Regions from separate parts of the Homo sapiens genome. Here regions 1, 2 and 3 are each linked to region 4. A link is a loop called in an ENCODE intact Hi-C map of the cell type or tissue named here. Cell type or tissue: MCF 10A. All regions are shown on one strand. Region 1 has its middle 24 kb from the start of SRD5A3. Region 2 has its middle 9.8 kb from the start of LINC02283. Region 3 holds the start of LINC02358 (long intergenic non-protein coding RNA 2358). Region 4 overlaps KIT (KIT proto-oncogene, receptor tyrosine kinase).

Region 1 (5,000 bases), 640 kb after region 4:
AAAATTTTCATCCAGGTGACTTGGATAAGATCGGGAACCAAATACCACAATGTCTTTACAAGCCCCTTTCCACGATATTACTAAGAAAAGTGGCTTTCACTGCCAAAGCAAAGAACTGAAGTAGTTTGCTGCATAATTTAGATTCACTTGGCCTAAATTCATCAAGGAATTGAGAATTTGGGGGCGTTGGAGGCAGTAGACTTTCTTTGCCTGGGGAATAGTCTCACTTTTCACCTTCATTTGTCACTAGATATAAAATTCCTCTAAAAGCTCAAGTAAGCAGGCATACAAGTAGCTTACTGATATTTCTGTATTATTATTGCTCTGTAAAATTAACATTTATTGAAGATTAACTATGTGCTACAGACTTCACATATATCATCTCATTTCATTCTCATGAAACATCCTCAGGAAAAAAAATATATCTCAACCATGATTTTCAGTTAAGGAAACTGGTATTCCAAGAGAGAATCAGTAAGCTGCCCAAGATGACAGAGCCAGTAGGTGGAAAAGAAAGGATGTGAATTCACCTCTATCTCATACACACACACACATACACACACTTACACACACACCATTTTGTTTGGATTCATCAAAAAGGGAGCACATGAAAAAACTGCTGGGAAATCTATGTGTGATAAAATATAGTGAGTTTGCTTTTACAATGATTACTGGGAGGAATTTATATTTGTAAAGTGAGTTGTCATGAAATCAGGTGATGAATTCGATCTATACATTCATGAAAGAGATTTCTTATTCATTCTGTTTTATACACTTAGAAAATGAGTTTAGTCAGGAGATCAAGACCATCCTGGCTAACAGAGTGAAACCCCATCTCTACCAAAAATACAAAAAATTAGCTGGGTGTGGTGGCATGCATCTGTAATCCTAGCTACTCAGGAGGTTGAGGCAGGAGAATCCCTTGAACCAGCGAGGCGGAGGTTGCAGTGTGACAAGATCGGGCCACTGCACTCCAGCCTGGGTAACAGAGCAAGACTCCGTCTCGAAACAAAATGAGTTTAGGTGACTTGGCTTAGGGAGTCATTAGTTAAATGAGAACTATGACAAAAGGTACCTGAGCTTTTGGCTCTCTGGCCTTGTTTAAAGCATGTTATGGGTTATCATTATAAAAGACAACCCTCGCCCCATCATGGATATGTAGACTTGGATATTGTAGATTGTGGTTTTGGTGACTGTTTTGTTGACTGATTGTTAAATTTAGCTTAAGATAGAGGAAGAGAGCTTCCTCAATGCAGTGTAGTAGTTAAGAGAACAAACCTTGGGATCAAACAGACTGAATATGAATTCACATTCTACCTCTTAATGGTTATGTGCCCAGGACAAGTTATTTAATACCTAGAGCACCCATTTTCTCATTCGAAATGTGGGAATGAGAAAAGTATCTACCTCACTGGTTTACTGTGGAGGTGAGTTAACTCATGTAACCCACTTGTTCACAAAACCTAACATATTTTAGTTATCATTAGAGGCACACTCAGGCAAAAGAAATATCAGGCTTTTGAAAAATGCACAGTGGGCATACCTTCTTAAAACTAAGTGTGAGTATTAAAATCATTTTTCCAGAAAAAAGTAATCTCTCAGGTATAGTATCCCTGGTGTATTGGCGAAATTACAGTTGATGTTGAGGTTACTTTTTATATTCATCATTTCCCTTTCAGAAAACTCAACGCACAAGCCACCAATACAAAGCACCAGTCATCCTGCGTTAGATAAAATTGAAGATGGAGAAATGTTTTCCTCCTTCTCATAAACAATCATGTCACAAATGTATTTAAATCTGACCTACACTAGTCAGCAATTTTACTGTTTCCACTGTGGCTCTATTAAATACCTGGTCACCATCCTATATCTAAAAATATTATATAATCAGAAATCAATCTCATACAGCTCCCTATCAAGAATGGATAACAATGACGTTAAGTATTCCTTCCATGATTTACTTTGGCATAATTAATAATAACTTTATTAGACATTAGTTATTAGACAAGCTTACAGAGAATATAATATACTTACCGTCAGTAGATTCTAGACTCAAAAATTATTAAATAAATGAAGGAAGAAAGGAATAAATGAGTAAATAAATAAATAATATAAGAATGGCAGAATTCTCCCCTATCCAAAAACATGTTTTCAGGGACAAAACAAAGAACATTAGCGCCACCTCGAGGCAGAAGTCTATTTGAAACGTAAGATAGACCTGAATCTTAGGAGAAGATTAGCACTAAAAGGAGTAGCAGAGATGGTCATTAGGGCCCTGTGTGGCTATAAATAGTAGCACATAGGTGGCGACTGAGCACTTGAAATTTGGATAGTCCAAATTGAGATGTACCGTGAGTGTAAAATACACACCAGATTTTGAAGATGGAAAAAAGAATGTAAAACATCTCATTCCTAATTTTTATCTTGATGACAGAAAAATTATTTTTGATTATATAATGTTAAGTACAATATTTATTATTATAATTATTATTAATTTTACCTAGTTATTTTTATCTTTTTAATGTGGCGGCTAGAAATTTAAAATTAAATCTGTAGCTCCGTTATCTTTCTATTGGACAATACTAATCTCACCCTTACTGCTCAGAATGTGGGCCAGGGACCAGCAGCATGGTTATTTATTACCTGGGAGCTTGTTAGAAATGCAGAATCCCTGGCCTTATCCCCAGCCTTCTGAATCAGTTTTGCATTTCAGCAAAATCCCCAGGTAACTAGTATGTATATTAAGTTTGAAACTTGCTGATGTAATCCAATCCCCTTGTTTTACAAATGCGCAAACTAAGACCCGTGTTGGCGGCATGGCTCATTCTTGGTTATCTACCTGGTGACCCTAAAACCCCGGTGATCTTGAAACTACTAAATATCCACTTTATAATACATCCTCCTAAGGACCCATCTATTGCTTAGAGTAAAAATAAAGTAAGACTACTGCTTCATTGGCAAACAAAACACATTATTGTAAATATACAAGAAAATGTGATGTACTTAGGGATCCTTGTAACAGAATTGTAGGGTATTCAGTGTTTGTGTAAGTCAGTGACTACACTTAGAAAACCTCTGCTGTCTAAGCTATTACTACAAATAACATACTTCGGCCATGAAAAAAGGCCAGAGTGCAGAATCAATAATGCACATTCCAATCACTGAGTCAGTAAAATCAATTTAAAGAAGACTGATTCCTTTATGCTAAGTAAGAAGGAATTATAGTTTTGTAACTGAGTTCCTTGTGGGAAAGTCTTATTCATTCTTCCAATGTCCAGCTCCCCACAATATATTTAGCACATACAAGATTTTGAATAACTATTTGTTGAATGAAAACATTCGTTTCTGTTTATTGGGTCTATACCTCAGGAAACATCCCCTTCTTTACATTGTCTAGTAACAATGTAAAGAAACTAAGGAAAACACTTAAGTAGGAACCACAGCTAAAATTAGTAGTGATTTTATGCCAAAATCTCTTTGTAACTAAGCACATTGTTAAGAGAAAATTCAAATAGATGTTAGCTTTGGTTGTGAAAATAAAATCCATTGCATAGAAAGGTGAGGTTCCAATTAAAATAATATTGGCAGGTAACTCCAAGGAGCAAAAGTGGTTAAAATATTTTCACTCATCTTTGTAAAGATTGTTATAAGACAGATTAATCAAGCCTAATCAATTCCCAGTGTGCTGTGCATATGAATCAAATGTTCCTCTCACAAGAGAGCATTTTTTTGAATACCAAATGGAAAATGTAGATTTAACTTAGGAAATGAAGTTTTGTGTTATAGAAATTGAATATACTAAGTAGAATAGGAAGAACCTTAATGAAATGATTTTTTTATGATGTAAGTCATATAGGAAGGAAAGTTTAACTCCCACTCTCTTCCTTTCAATTGTCCCATTTCCTCATGTTTTATCCATTACTCATGTCATGTTTTGTCATTAACCTAAATAAAATAATGGGACATCAATCCTACTTGTTATACATAATAATGAACAGATTACTGTCACATATAATTATTGAAATGGTAATAATGGTAATAATAATAATAAATAGCAAACCCAAATATTAATTTATATATCATTAATTTGGCAATACCTTACAGCATTTCCTCTATCACTGTCTTGAATGTATATTGAATAATTCATTCATTGAATAATATATATTGAGAACTTATATGCCAGGCACTGACACAGTCACTAGAAATACAGCAGGGAATAAAATAGTCTTTCCCTCCTGGAGTCTGTGCATAAATGATGAAATGCACAGCATATCAGTATGTAGTAAGTGACATGGAGAACACTAAGGGGGAAATGCCAAGGAGGCAGAGGAGCTGTTTTACTCGGATTGGTCTTCCTTAAGGGGAATTTTGAGTAGGGACTTGAAAGAAGCAAGGGAGGAGGCCATGCAGATATATGGGGGTGAGCTGCTAATAGAACAGAAGGACAGAGGCCCCAAGGCAAGAGCATACCTAGCAGGTTGAGGAAAAACGTAGAGGGAGGACTGGAGTGGACACAGCCAGAGAGGTAGCAGGGCCCAGATCAGCCAGGCCCTTGCAGCCACTGTAAGGACTTTGGATTTTCCTCTAAAGTAAGAGAGAAAGCCACTAACTAGAGGGTTTAGCAGAGACGTCCATGATCTATCAATAACATCTTTGGAGGGAATCACTTAACTGCTGTGTTGGAAATAAATCTTAGGGGCCTCAGCAGAAGAGGGAGGTGAGTTAGAAGATTGTTATAATAATCCAGGCAGGAGAAGATGATGACTTGGACCAGGATGGTAGTAGTGAAGATAATGAGATGGTATCAAATCCTAGATGTATTTTGAAGGTCAAACTAGCAGGATTTGAAGATGGTTTGGATGTGGTATATAAGAAGACAAGAGGAAATGTCAAGCTTTTTGAGCAATTTGAAGAATAGAGATACCAGTTCCCAGGAAAATAGACATGAGTAGATTTGGGTGAGGGGAGGAGGAGAATGATCAGAGATTGCTTTTGGAGAT
Region 2 (5,000 bases), 360 kb before region 4:
ATAGTTTTCTAGCTGGGCACATTGAGACCTTTGACAATAGAGGAGTCTGTTGTCAAGGCAGAGGAGAGAATAGGTATGGGGTAAGCAACCATAGCCTCTACCACATATGAGAATTTAATTATCTGATGCCCATGAAAATGCAGACTAGAAAACAAAATGCAGGAAGAGTTACCACACAGAGTTGCTGCGTTGCCCTAGACAGTCATGGCAGCCTAGCCACTGGCCTGTCGGTGGACTCCCTCAGGCTCCTCTTACCTGGACCCGCCCCGTTCATTTACCATTCACACTCTCTCTATTTCCAGCACTGCCCTCTCTCAGGCTCCAGACTTGCATAGCAATTACTGACCATATGGCTCCTCACAGGACACTAAATTCAAGATGCTCCCAAATGAGCCAGGAACTGCTCCTCTTAGTACCTGTGCATCAGCTGCCCAAACCGCACACCTGGGTGTTATCCCTGACTCCTTCTTCTGACTCATACACTTTACAAGTTCTTCCTGAATTACTCCCGGATCCTCCCCATCCTCCTCATTTCCAGGACTGCCACCAAGATCAAGCCTGCATCACCTCTCACCTGGACTGCCGCTGCAGCCTCTTGACGGGCCTTGCCTTCTTTATTCTTCCCTCTGGCCAATCCATTCTCCACACAGCAGCCAGAGAAATTCATTTTTTTAAAAAAAAAAACAAACCTGATTATGTCACTGCATGGCTTACTACTCATCAATGGCTTCTTACTACCCTTAGAGAAAAGCCCAGCCCAGTAAGGACTGAAGGCCCTGTGTGATCTGGCCCCTGCCCCCTCACTCCATGCCCTTCTCCCCTTCGCTCTGGCCCAGCCACAGTGATTTTCTTTCCCTCTTGCTAATGAGCTAATCCCTTCCCTGCCTCGGGCCTTGGCATACACAGTTCTGTCTGCCTGGCACTCATTTTCCTCAGATTCCCACCTCTTTGTTTAGTGCATTAAACAAAGCATTTTTTGAGGCATTAAATTCATATACCCCCAAACCATGCCAGGTTGCTGGAGACTCTCATAGCTCACTGCCCTTGTGCTTTGAAGCATTCCTCAGCCTTCTAATTACTTGCTCCACTGTCAGATCCTTGAGGCCAGGCCTCCTCTCTCTGTTCCTCTCTGGACCCCTTGTACCCAACACAGCACTGAACACCTATTCATTCAGTGATCCAGCCCTTCATTCATTCACTCATTCACTCAAAGACATTTGTTGTCATTTCTGTCCCCATTTCTGGTTTGGTAGTGGAAAAAGACTTAGTGAAATAATTGCCCAAATAGTTTATTTGTTAGAGTTAAAATCAGGCCTGCAAGCAGAAAGAGAAGGCATTATGAACGATGTAAACAAGACATAGGAGGTGCGAGGAGAACGGAAGATGGATTTTCTATCAAGAACAAGAATGGGAAGATTTTCTGCCATCTTGACTCTAATTCTTATCTCCATTTTCACCCTGAACCTTACACTAGACCAAGTTACATAAACCCAGTGTGAGACAAGTTTAGTTGAAATATTCTTTTAACCAATTAATTGCCATTAGTGCTGCCTCCTTGGAGCTTCTGACTTCAGAAAAATAATCCAGGAACGTTCTGCCACTAATTCTTCTACCTTGCCCGCCACCATTTTTCTGATTATTTTTCTACTCTCAGACACTCTCTCCATCATAGGCTGGCTCTGCTCGTCTTGGAGCCTGTGTAGAACAGGACTCCATGTGCCAAGCTAAATCTGCTCCGCTTCATCATCGCTTAGGCTGCCAAATTGGGTCAATATAGTTTTAGAATGTAAAAATATATTTCTATTCAGTATATATATTATATATATATTTATGTGTTCCAGTATATATATACTGAAGTACATATTTATATGTTCCAGTATATATATATATGTATATATATACATATATATATACTGAAATATATATATGAAATTTATAAATTGTATTTATACATACATAAGGAAAGAATAGAAACACCAAGGAAGGCCTGAGGGCAGCTTTGATGAAGATTATGGGATGGTTAACCACCAACTCTTCTCTTCCCCAGTCATCCTGGACAATTGGCCATTGCTTTCAGCCTATTAACACCCTCAAGATGCACTGAACATATGTTGACAGTCAAGCACTGATGTGTCTTAGAGCATCAGGTGGTAAACAATGATGAGTTTCCTGGCTGGAATTTGGAGGTCAGAGACTATTCTGGGGTCCCTAATCTTCAAACACCCAGATTTCTTGTGGGCCAATCTGTCCTCCACCTGCCTTGTCCACGAAGGAGTAGAGAGTGGATGAAGAAGCCGGATTCTTCACGTGAAATCTCTGAGCCTGGGGCATGGGAGAGCCCACCCAGGCTCAGGCCTCAGCCCAGGCATCTTACCTGCCTAAGTGGTAATCCCTGAACAGGAAGACCTTTTGGAGAATTCTTTACCTCCTGTCCAAAGTGGCAAGTTGGCCACAAGGGGGAAGCATCACACAAAGATAGTGCTCTGGCCGACCTGCTCTTTGCTCTGACTTTCCTATTGTTATCTGGGCCAGGAAGGCAGGTGAGGAGGGCCCACTGCCGAAGGCTGTGGTTCAGCTGAGACCATGCCCACCTGATGTCTTGAATATGGCCATGAAGCCAATGAACACTCGATGAATAGTAATCGACATGTGATGAATATTCAGGATTTAATTTATTAATGAAATTAAGCAGAGCCCTGGAAAAGATAAGCGTAGGTGGCAAAATTCTTAGATCTGAAGATTCATCATATGCTGAAAACTGGGAATTGAACAATCTGGTTCCAACATGGGCCCTGCAATGCAGTCACTGGTCGTGGGCTTTTCAGGCCATCTTTTGGCCTCGTCTGTCATTCCCCTTTCTGTCTTTATTACAGTGCTGCTGTGAGGATGAAGCAAGAGAATATGAAACTGGTGATGAGGTATTGCAAATGTACAAGACCTACAACTCAGGCAAGCAAAAAAAATGCAGCGCAGCTGATCATTACTGTAGATGGTCATGACCTTCCTGAGGTGGGGGTGCGTGTGTGTGTGTGAGAGAGATTCAGCCTGGCATAATTTAGTTTAAATCTTAGGTCAACTTAATAATCGAAATAGCCTTTTAAAGCTAGGGTGCCAACCTTCCTGTTTGTCAGGACTTTTCCAGTTTTGATACCCCGGAGTCCTGGGCCCTGGAACCTCCATCAGTCCGAGGAAAACCAAAACTCAACTCAAGTCTCCTCAGGCTCTCTGATCCCCTCCCCATCTTTATTTATTCTCCAAAAAGGCTCTGGGTATAATTGTGGAAGGCCGTGGCTCCCAGACTCTCAGCAGGAAAGAAGAGCCCAGACCTTTGGGTCTCTGTGCAAAACTCTGAACCCTTTCTGCCTCTCTTGAGGGTGGCAGGACTGGCTTTGCAGACTTGGTGGGCTCCCATGCTGGGGCCCACTGCTAGAGTCTGCGGCTTTTGCTCTTTATCTCAGTCTCCACTGACTCCATCCCCTTAACTCTGCTCTCTGGCCAGGCCAGCAGCCCTCATGCCCACCAGGGCCACTCCCTCTGCCTGTGCACTTCCCAGTCATCTGCTCGCCATGGGGAGGACTTGAGCAGCTGGAAGTGCTGCCTTTGACTCATTTGATCATCCATCTCCACAACAATGCCTATCACTGCTCTTGTCCCATTACAAGCTGCTGTGGCAGACAAGGGCTTTTCCCAAAGGCTTGCGGCCTCCCCAGAATGACTCGGAACACGAGCACTAGCAACATGTCTCCAGCCTTCCTCACACATCAACTGGGTACCAGTGACGGCTTGTCCTGGGCAGAACTTGAAGATGACCACCAGGATTCCAGGCCCTTGGTGCACACACCTTCTCCCAGTATTCAAACACTCACCTAGGTGCTGTGTGTGGTGAAGGGCTTTTGCAGATGTGATTAAAATCCCAAATCAGTTGATCTTAAAAGAGGGAGATTACCCAGGTGGTACAGACCCACTCACATGAGCCCTTTAAATACGTGTTCAGAGGTCAGGGACAGATAAGTCAGAGAGATTGGAAGTGTGAAACAGCCAGAAGGAGAGGCCACATGGCAAGGAGCTGAGGGCATCCTCTAGCATTCGAGAGCCATCCTTGTACAAAAGCTAGCAAGACATCAGTCCCACAACTGCCAGGAAAGGAATTCCGGAATTCTGCTAACAGCTGGAACATACTTGAAAGTGAACCTTTCTCTAGTTGGTCCACCAGATAGAAACACAGCCTCTTTTTTTTTATTATTTATTTTTTATTGATCATTCTTGGGTGTTTCTCACAGAGGGGGATTTGGCAGGGTCATAGGACAATAGTGGAGGGAAGGTCAGCAGATAAACAAGTGAACAAAGGTCTCTGGTTTTCCTAGGCAGAGGACCCTGCGGCCTTCCGCAGTGTTTGTGTCCCTGGGTACTTGAGATTAGGGAGTGGCGACGACTCTTAACGAGCATGCTGCCTTCAAACATCTGTTTAACAAAGCACATCTTGCACCGCCCTTAATCCATTTAACCCTGAGTGGACACAGCACATGTTTCAGAGAGCACAGGGCTGGGGGCAAGGTCACAGATCAACAGGATCCCAAGGCAGAAGAATTTTTCTTAGTATAGAACAAAATGAAAAGTCTCCCATGTCTACCTCTTTCTACACAGACACGGCAACCATCCGATTTCTCAATCTTTTCCTCACCTTTCCCCCCTTTCTATTCCACAAAGCCGCGATTGTCATCCTGGCCCGTTCTCAATGAGCTGTTGGGTACACCTCCCGGACGGGGCGGCTGGCCGGGCAGAGGGGCTCCTCACTTCCCAGTAGGGGCGGCTGGGCATAGGCGCCCCTCACCTCCCGGATGGGGCGGCTGGCCGGGCGGGGGGCTGACCCCCCCACCTCCCTCCCGGACAGGGCGGCTGGCTGGGCGGGGGGCTGACCCCCCCACCTCCCTCCCGGACGGGGCGGCTGGCCGGGCGGGGGCCTGACCCCTCCACCTCCCTCCCGGACGGGGCGGCTGGCC
Region 3 (5,000 bases), 160 kb after region 4:
TCATGGGATTAGCTTGGGTGCAAACTTTGTTTAATTTTGTCCTTTTACATTTAGAATATATGCATTGTTTATATTTGGCCTGAAAGCAAACAGGCCAAAAGATAAACAAGGGTTGCCTTTGTCTGGTAACTCTAGGCACTTTTTTTCCCCTTTGGTTTTATTTTATCCAAAGTTTCTATAATGAGGACTGAATAATGCCTATAATGTAGGAAAACATGAACAGTTCCTTTTATTTTTAAAATTTTGAAAATAAAAAATCCTAACTTAGGTGTACATGAGGGGAGCTGGAAGACAAGGGGAACTTAGTTGAAGGAGTAGGCAAATTCTGACTGTCAGATCGGAGCACCCCTGGGAGAAAGTCAGAGCCAAGTTGCCACTCCAGCAAACTGCCATCAGCCGTCTTTGCACCTCAGCTCTGTGTCCTGTCGGAGGCCTGCCTATTGCAGCTGCCAGGCTCAGCCTTCCTGCTGCGACAGTGCTGATCTTCTTGCAGGATTTCAAACCAAGGAGTGATGTTAGTGAAGTGCTTTCTCCCGCCTGCCCCCACCACACCCGTGCCAACTTTGCCTAAGGGAATCACAATCACAGGACTTCTAGAATGAAGGCTGTGGGGCTTGTCAGTTATTTTTAGATGCACCCTTTGACTCTTCCTACTTTTTCTAAGCAGTCTCATAGGTGAGTATGCTGGAGTAAGGTGGTTTTCCTAAGGGTTTTTGTTTTTTTAGAGTGCCTCAATCAATTTTTTGAAACAGAGGGCAGATCTGTGTCAAAATCTGTGTCCCTTTGACTAAACCAACCAGGTCACTCCCTTCCATCAGTCCTAGGGATCTCATCTACACAGAGCCTTGCAGAGTTGACTGAACAGCATGGTTGTTTTTGGATCTACGTACACACAGTTCTAGTTAAAACATCAGTCCGTTCTGTAGGAAGATAAACTAGCCCTACTGATTGTTTGTGGCAAGTGTATTTGGATGATGATAATATTTGAGCATTCCCTTTTAATCTGATTGACTTGGTACCTGAATTGAGACTGGGGATGGAAAAGCTCACCCAAAATACTCTGATTCCTTGATGTAAGAAAAGATCAACAAGAGCTCCATTCAAAGCACATTTTTGACCAAAGGGTTAATTTTTTTTTAATTTAGAAGTTATTTCAGAAAACTTATTCTATAGAATTTGAGAAAGTTAATTTTGAACTCTGAGAAAGCAGAGCCTTCATTTATTGTCTGCTTGCTTCTAAAATGGTTCTGCCAAAAGTTTTGCATACAAACACACTGTGAAGAGATAATAGTGATACAAGTCATGCAGCCAAGAATCACTGGGGGAAATGCAAATCCGCTGGCTTTTCAGCTCAGAGGCAGCAAATGCTGAAGTCATCTCATATTCACCCGAGGCCCTCAGATCTGCACATCGATATATGAAATTGGAGGCTAATATGCAGATATTGATTTCTCTAAAGGGGAGTGTCAATATTTACAGTCCCAAGAGGTGGCAACTGACTGAAGCAAAACCAAAGTTGTGATGGCGACTGCCAAGGTCACGGCCGAACCATAACCCTGCTCTTCACAAGACAGGTCAGTGCCTCCACCCCCAAATAGTGCCAGATGATTTAGAGGGAAGGTGAAATTTTCATCTGGTCCCCTAGACATGACCAGTCCATCACTTCATATCCAGGTGTTGTAAAACTCCAGACGACTGACTAGATGTCCTCCATCACATAAACTTAGTCAAATTAAAATCATCTTGGGCAAGGGGGGCTTTTTCAAATTAATTGTTCAGGACAACTCTTCCCAAAATTGTGATGCTACTATAGCAGTGCATGCCCCTTAGAAATATTGACATAATTTTCTAAGGAAACAGCAGTGATCCCTAACCCTGGCTGCTCATTAGAATCTACCTCCAGAGATTCAGAGTTAACTGATCTGTGCCAGGGTGCAGGCATCTGTAGTTTTTAGGAGTGCCCTTAGCGAGTCTAATGGGAGCTAGTGTCGAGGACCACTGGTCTACAGGTTCTCCACCTCCCTTTCCCATTTCATCCCTGCTTCTCCACTAGCTACACCTCATATCCGAGTCTTATGTTTGCACTTACCTACTTTTTATGTTTGTGTATCTTTGCTCAAGTCATGTCTCTTGTGAGAAATTATCCACCCATATCGGGGTACTTATTCTTCCTTATATGAACCATTCTCTGAGTAGGTCCCAACTCGAATCACCTTAGAATTTTCCCACTTCTCCATGCCTCCAGCAAGCCATGCATCACACCAGGGCAGTTTCAAGTGGACAGACCTGTTTCTCCTGGAAGTGGGTGGGCTCCTTGAGGTGAGAGACCATGCCTTGCTTCCCTGGGTGCCTAAAGCATGCCCACCCAGCTTAGTGCAAGTCACAGTAGCCACTCTATCAATACTGGTTGCAAAGATGGATGAAAATGCAGGTTCATGTTTGGTATCAGGACCTTTTAGAAATCAGGGAAGACTAGAATCATTTGTATATTTGAGGGTAGTCAGATTTTTTTTTTAAGTAAAAAAAAATCCCAATTTTAAATTTGAGGTTCTTGGCGCATATGAGACCAGGGTCAAATGTCCCCCAGAACCCTCTCTTTATGATGTCGTCTTTGGATACCATCAGGATAACTCAGATTGGTTCAGCCCCAAGTGCCCCCAGTTACCTCGGTAACACATAGAATATAACTTTGTCCCCTAATGGGAAAGAATGTCAGATTTCTATGCCAACCAGAAGATGGATGGATGTCAAGACAGATGGTGGAAAAGTTGTGAGGTAGACTATTTATATTGGGTGGGGGGTTCTTCCTTTTATTTCAAGACATGCCCCCACTTCAAATTCCTCTTTTTAAATTTTTTATGTAACTCATTATTGAGTGCAAAATTTTTACCACATGAATCTGCATCGACATAATATTTATCTTGTATACAAAAAGCAATGAAACAGAGCAGCAGGGTCAAAACAATGTCAGCATCAAAACTTTCAGGATTAATATCTGTGGACTGAAGAACATTCCAGAGACAACAGTGGTGCCTTGTTTGAAAAACTGCTGCATCACCAACACTGTTGATGGTAAAGAAGATAACTGTGTGAAAAATCACAGATTTTAACAAAGCATTTTAGAAAAGTTATACCCTAGGTGAAGAAGTTTTAGGAATGCCTTCACTCATGTATTTCGCTTATGATTTCCTTTTTGTGTATGCACAAAAGCTAAAGTAAAAAGTCATAGCCATGGTTCTTATTTAATTTACTATGTTTATTCTTACTTCATGATACATAAAATAGTGGTGTCTTTATTAGTTTGCCAGGGATGCCGTAAGAAAGTATCACAGATTGGGTGGCTTAAACACCACAGATGTATTTTCTCTCAGTTGTAGAGGCTGGAAATCTGAAATGAAGGTATTGGTAGGGTTTCTTCTGAGGTCATAGTTTGTAGATGGCCATTTTCTTTCTGTGTCCTCACGTTGTCTTCCCTTTTTGTGTGTCTGTGTCCTAATCGTCTTTTTTTTTTTTTTTTTTTTTTGGGATAGGTTCTCAGTCTGTCACCCAGGCTGGAAAGGATCCTCTCACCTCATCCTCCCGAATAGCTAAGACTACAGACAGGTGCCACCACGCCCAGTCAATTTTTGTATATTTTGTAGAAACAGGGTTTTGCCATGTTGTCCAGGCTGGTCTCAAACTCCTGGGCTCAAGTCATCCACCAGCCTCAGTCTCCCAAATTGTTGGTATTACAGGCATAAGCCACTGCACCCTGCCCTAATCTCCTCTTCTTATAAGGACACTTGTCATATTGGACTAAGGCCCACCCCCCCGTCCTCATTTTCACTTCATGACCCCTTTAAAGACCCTATCTCCAAATATCGTCTTGTTTTAAACTAGGAATTGGGACTTCACATATGAATTTTAAGGGAACACAATTCTGGCCATAACAGTGGCCTTACAATTGATGGCTTCTTACTTTCAGTGAAATTTAAAGTATATACTTCAGAAGATTGTAATTATATTAAATGAGTGTCTGCAGCTGGAATGCACTCCCTGATCCTTAGCTGTTTATCATTACCTGTTTCATAGGGTGGTTGAAGGGACTAAATAAGATAGCACTTCCGAAGTCCTTAGCACAGAACCAAGTATATAGTGAGTGCTCAATGAATGTTGGCTACTATGATCATTATTAATTTGGAAGCATTTTCATATGAGTAAGAAGTTACTGAGAAAAAAAAAATCACAGTACTCTCTTAAAATAGGTAGTGATCTTTTTAAAAAATCTTAGAATTTGATGATGACTTTGAAAACCCTAGTGTACAATCAAGAAAGCACTAAGTTGGCAGCCACGATTCAGGCATAATGCTTACAAGATTACTTTAATGTACAAAAGTGTTTTGTAATTACCTAATTGTCTGGCACCACTTCAAGTCCTATTTTTTAACCCCTTTAAGCCAGGCCAGAAACATTGCCAGTGAGTGTGACACAGTGATGCAAAATGCATTAAGCTTTTACAGCAGAGCCTCAAGACCCCCAATGGCATCAAGAGATTAATAATTGGAGTAAGAAAGATAGATGTATTTTATGAATAATTCAGTCTATCATTAGAAATTAGAAACTTGAGAGCCTTGCTACATGGGAGAGTAAACAGAAGCTTGCCTTAATGGGTTATAATTTTAAAATGAGGAAGACTTTGCCAATTGTCACTAACGTAAGCTTCAAGCACACTTCTCAATGAAAAGAAACTCCCTAGAAATGAGGTCACCCACTGGGGTCAAGTTCAAGATAAAGAGATGAATACTTTCCTGCTCTGGTTTACCAACTGCTTCTTTGTCATCTTGAATAAAATAATTAACCGCTTTATAAGTAAACCTGTGAAGTTTTAAAGCCACACACATGTTTTATCTCTAAACCAGGCATCCTTCACCAAGCCATACCATCAGATTGCTTCTTCCATCCTCAACACCCAGAGTTTTTCATGGAGTCCACCTTTATTAAAATTTCCCAACCAACCCTGG
Region 4 (5,000 bases):
AGAGAAAGGTTTCCTCTTAGTCTGTCTCTGAGATCAAAAGGGGAGGTCTTTCCTCAAGCATTAGGTTGTATTTTTGTTAGGATGAGTGAGTGAGAAGAGAATATATTAAGTAGTCCTATGAAGGTCTTTGCTGCTGGTAAGGTGTGTGTATCTAGGAGAAGTCTGACCACATAATTAGCTGAGAAAGGTCCGTCTTTGAGTGTCGAATGATACTTGCATCTTCATAGTTAATTATAAGATGTCAGAGCCGTAAGTCAAATTTCATGTTTAGGTCCTTATTCTAATTCTGTGTCCAAAGAGTAGTATAAAAACAAAGTAGGCCTGGCATGGTGGCTCACACCTGTAATCCTAGCACTTTGAGAGGCCAAGTCGGGTGGATCACCTGAGGCCAGGAGTTCGAGATCAGCCTGGCCAACGTGGCGAAAACCTGACTCTACTAAAAATACAAAAATTAGCTGGGCATGGTGGCGGAGGTTGCAGTGAGCCGAGATCGTGCCACTTCATTCCAGCCTGGGAAAGCGAGACTCCATCTCAAAAACAAACAAAAACAAAGTAGATGTTTAGTTATATATTTATATTATAAGAGAATCACTGCTATTCATTCTTGCCACAAACATTTGAGTGCTTTCTATGTACAAGAACTGAATTTTCTTTTTTTTTTTTTTTTTGAGACTGGATCTCTCTTTGTCTCCCAGGCTGGAGTGTAGTGGCACGATCACAGCTCACTGCAGCCTCAACTTCCTGGGCTCAAGCGATCCTCCCACCTTAGCCTCCCAAGGAGCTGGGAGTACAGGCACATGCCACCATGCCTGACTAATTTTTGTATTTTTTGCAGAGATGATGTTTAGCCACATTGCACAAGCTGGTCTTGAGCTCCTGGGTAAGCAATCCTCCCGCCTTGACCTCCCAAATTTCTGGGATTAAAGGCATGGGCCACCGTGCCTGGCCCAAGCACTGAATTTTTATTAATGTAAGAGATTTCTTTGTCTTTTTTTTCTTTTTTTTTTGAGGTGGAGTCTTGCTCTATTTCCCAGGCTAGAGTGAAGTGGCACAGTCTTGGCTCACTGTAACCTCCACCTCCCAGGTTCAAGTGATCCTCCTCCCTCAGCCTCCTAAGCTGAGATTACAGGCACATGTCACCATATCCGGCTAATTTTTTTGGTATTTTTAGTAGAGACAGGGTTTCAGCATATTGGCCAAGACTGGTCTTGAACTCCTAACCTCAAGTGATCCATCTGCCTCGGCCTCCCAAAGTGCTGGGATTACAGATGTGAGCCACTGCGCCCGGCCGATATTTCTTTGTCTTGACCGTTTTTTTTTTTTTTTTTAGAAGACAGAGTCTCGCCCCGTCACCCGAGCTGGAGTGCAGTGACGCAATCTCGGCTCACTGCAACCTCTGCCTCCCTGGTTCAAACGATTCTTGTGCCTCAGCCTCCTGAGTAGCTGGGATTACAGGCATGCTACACCACACCTGGCTAAATTTTGTATTTTTAGTAGAGACGGGGTTTCACCATATTGACCATGCTGGTCTCAAACTCCTGGTCTCAAGTGATCCTCCCGCCTCAGCTTCCCACAGTGCTGGGATTACAGGTGTGAGCTACTGTGCCCGGCCTGTCTTAACCTTCCGATGGGGCCTATGTGTTTAATTCCAAACATACAATGTAGGATGATTAAATCAGGATAATTGGGGTTATCCCATCACCTCAGCATTTATTTCTTCTAAGCATTTAATTACAGATCTTAGAATTGTTAGTGGCTTTAGACTCTTTACTTTGTCAAATGAGAAAAACAAGGCCTAGAGAACCTAAGTAACTTGCCTAATGATTTAGAATCCAGAACTGCTATGTCTCTACCAGTATATATTTTCCCCTTCACATCCTTCACTAATTGCTTAAGAGCAAAAGTATGCAGTTATGGCCGGGCGCGGTGGCTCACACCTGTAATTCCAGCACTTAGGAAGGCAGAGGCAGGAGAATAGCGTGAGCCCAGGAGTTCGAGATCTGCCTGGGCAACATAGTGAGACCTCGTTCTCCACCAAAAGGTGGGGGGGTGGGGAAGACAAAACCCCCAAAACCCAAGTGTAACTACCTGCAAAAGTATGCATTTATACATTTCATCTAATATATACAAATATTAAATATTTAACAGACACCAAACATTTAATAATTTTGCTTGTCTTCTCCAGCCTGAGAAAAGCTTTGACAGATGTCCTGTCTCTAAAACACACTCACTGGAAGCTTGAGTCGTTGCTGCTGGGTCCTCTTAGTAAGTTTCCTTAGAAGCACACAGAACATTTAACATGTTCTCTATCTTGGGAGTGCTGTTCAAAAAGCAGAAGCAGCCCAAGGGCATCTTCTTTTGCCACCAGGTGGCACGCTTGTGAATTGGGAACTGGTGGAAGGAATGAGTCAAGGTGAGGGTTGCACTAAAATGAATCTCCCAGCTGGGCAATGTTGAGGAATCTGAGTGGGGAAATGCTTCATTGCAGAGAATGAAGTCTGTCTGATTTGCCCAGAGATCACAAAAATAAAAGACAGAAAAGCAGAACATGAAAATGCTACAGGAAAGGTGGGATCGGCACAAATGATACCTTGGCACTATGTCCGTGTGGTTTAAGGCAGAAAACTGAAGGGCTGACTTGGCCCTGAGGAGGAAACTACTCAGTAGCAGAGGCAGGAAGGGCCCAAACCACAGGTGAATCCACCCAGGTTGAACGCCCACACAGAGGTGTGTGGGTGGGGTGGGGTGGGGTGGGGTGGTGCAGCCTGACTGCCTCCGCTGCAAAGGATGTGCCTTTGTGTGCAGTGTGACATCCCTCTCTAGCCTTGGCGAACCTGGGAAACACTTCGTCTCACATGTCCTTGGAAATGTGGGACCCACATGTACCATGGGCTCCTTTGTACCACTGAGAGTCTCCTGAAAAGAGTAGGTCCAAAAAAAGGGGGGCTTGAGCCCAAAATGGGCTTCTGCACCTTATGGACACATGCATCAGCTCCTGGGCAGGTCAACTTAGGAGCCCTTCTAGTCATCCCTCTGGCTATCCCTCCCCTCAGTTCCTTCTTTCTTTATTGCCATCTTCCTCTGTGGATGTTCATCTCCCCAACTCTTCATTCTGAGCCTTCTGGAAGCACCCTGTGTCTTCATGCTGCCATCAGGCACTGTCCCCCACACTCACTGACTCCGAGGGTCCTCCCTCCACCTCCTCCCCCAAACTCCTCCCTGACACCAGCCAGTCCCCACAGTTGCTGCTCCCCCGGCAGCACGACAAAGCTCCCTTCTTCCATGTCCCACTTCTGCCATACCAATGGCCGGGCCTGCTTCTGCTGTACCAGTTGCCAGGCCCTGCATCTAGAGATCCTGGTTTGACTACTGTGGGCAAAGCTCTGGTGGTTCCGACATGCAGCTGGGATTGCTAATGAGTGTATGAGTTCTATGATTGTTTCTCCTCACTGCTGTCAGTGGCCAGTCCTGTGCCCTGGAGACTTGAGGGTGGGTTCCCCATCCTTCTCTGCTCCCCAACCTACTACCTTGTCCTGAGGTTCTAGTGTCCATCTATTTTGCCATTCAAAGTAATGGCAAAAACCACAATTACTTTTGCACCAACCTTCTATAGAAGGCCCTGTGCACTGTCTGATCTGGAATTTCCTGGTTCTCCTTTAGCAGTGGAGTCATTGTCATCTCTATCCTACTTCAGCCACCCTGGGCCTTGTCATTTCTCCCTGGCCCCTCTGTTCTTTGTAGTCTCCACTCCCTCCCTGGGGGATTTCATGGACACCACTACCACCCTCTGTGTGCCAGTAAGACTCCAGAGTATATCTGTGGATATACCCCACCTCCTGCCTCCAGTTTCCAGAACCTTTTTGCTGCTGCCTGCTGGGCCAAATGCCTCAAAATCTGTTTTACCCCTCCAATCTATTGGCACCCCATCTCCCCATCATGTAAGACAAAACCAGGGATATTTTTCTCCTTGCTTCTTCACTGTCCAGGGCCAGCCCACCCAAGGTCCCAGGCTCACCTGGCATAAAGCCACCCCTCCCCTTCATCCCACCACCTCTGGTTGATGCCCTCATCAGCTCTTTTCTGGGTCGCTGACTGGTTGTCTCCTGGCTGACCTTTCTCCAATTCTGTTCCCCTTGCACTGTCCTTCACTGCTCCCAGAGGAGTCCTCCTAAAACATACATCTGCAGCTCACCCCCTTACCATGACGGAGGAGGCCTCCGGGGGTTCTGCCCTCTGTCCCTCTCTAGCCTCACACCGGCAGCAATTCTGAATGATTTTGTGACTCCTAGGCACTGACTCCACTAGTTCTGTGATATTTGGTCTTGAATGTCTCTCCCTTCTCCCCTGACCCAAGTGATAGACCTTTCTCCTCTTCTACCCCTCAGCCTGGCTGCACACATCACTTGTTTTGAGCCCTAGGAATCTTTTTCTGAGCCTTCTCCACTTGCCCACTGCCTTAGTTTCCCAGCTCAGTTCTACATAATACTCTGCCCTGTTTTAGCCTGTACTTGCTTCATTGTATGGTAATTATGTGAGTCTGTCTTCCCCACTGGGCTGTGAGCCCCTTCTTTGTATTCCCAGGCCAAATGATAGGAGCTCAATTCCCATTTCATCAATAAGGACACGTTACACAAGTGCTTGCTTTGTTACTGATCCAGCCTTGTTTGCCATTAATTACTGACACTCTAGCTTTAGCTTTATTTCTCTGTTCTGTGATTCCCCTGTGTCAATTAGTTCATCATCTTTAGACCAACCTTGAAATATACTTAAGGAGCTACTTAAAAAAAAAAACTAAATATGCTGTAATGAAGTCTGTTATTTTGTGAATTTTAAATGGCTAATCATTTTTAAATGGTATAGTGCTATTGCTTGAAACCTTAAACTGTCCAAATTCTGTAAAATCACTAAATATCATGTACATAATACAGTACTGAGACCTGGCATGCAGATAGAACATATCTTTAATTTTTAAAAGCTAAACAGAAATTTGCATTGTCCAA

What was found. Hi-C counts contacts between places; a loop is a spot of excess contacts. Peaks named below come from ENCODE experiments on the same cell type or tissue, not always from the same donor. Only the 100,000 strongest peaks of a DNase experiment are listed, where the experiment ranks them.
Region 1: a loop joins it to region 4, with 8 times the contacts of the local background. A loop is called at or near these places in 4 of 110 quality-filtered maps.
Region 2: it touches region 4 in a loop (6-fold over the local background); 9 of 110 quality-filtered maps call a loop at or near these places.
Region 3: it touches region 4 in a loop (2.4-fold over the local background); 17 of 110 quality-filtered maps call a loop at or near these places.

Annotation. Positions count from the first base shown.
Region 1 is chr4:55,319,687-55,324,686 of GRCh38, forward strand. No RefSeq gene overlaps it. Among named protein-coding and RNA genes, the nearest start is that of SRD5A3, 24 kb to the right of the region's middle. In MCF 10A, a CTCF peak has its summit at 2,210 (motif pointing left); a DNase peak (open chromatin) is centred at 2,195.
Region 2 is chr4:54,320,561-54,325,560 of GRCh38, forward strand. No RefSeq gene overlaps it. Among named protein-coding and RNA genes, the nearest start is that of LINC02283, 9.8 kb to the right of the region's middle. RefSeq lists enhancers at 4,182-4,839, 4,840-5,000. In MCF 10A, a CTCF peak has its summit at 2,446 (motif pointing right); a DNase peak (open chromatin) is centred at 2,461.
Region 3 is chr4:54,842,838-54,847,837 of GRCh38, forward strand. LINC02358 (long intergenic non-protein coding RNA 2358) reads left to right here and starts at 2,650. Exons shown (of 2, transcript XR_001741510.1): 1 at 2,650-2,775. In MCF 10A, no CTCF peak of the experiment used is centred here; no DNase peak of the experiment used is centred here.
Region 4 is chr4:54,681,440-54,686,439 of GRCh38, forward strand. The region is part of intron 1 of KIT (KIT proto-oncogene, receptor tyrosine kinase); the gene reads left to right. Among named protein-coding and RNA genes, the nearest start is that of KIT, 26 kb to the left of the region's middle. In MCF 10A, no CTCF peak of the experiment used is centred here; a DNase peak (open chromatin) is centred at 2,382.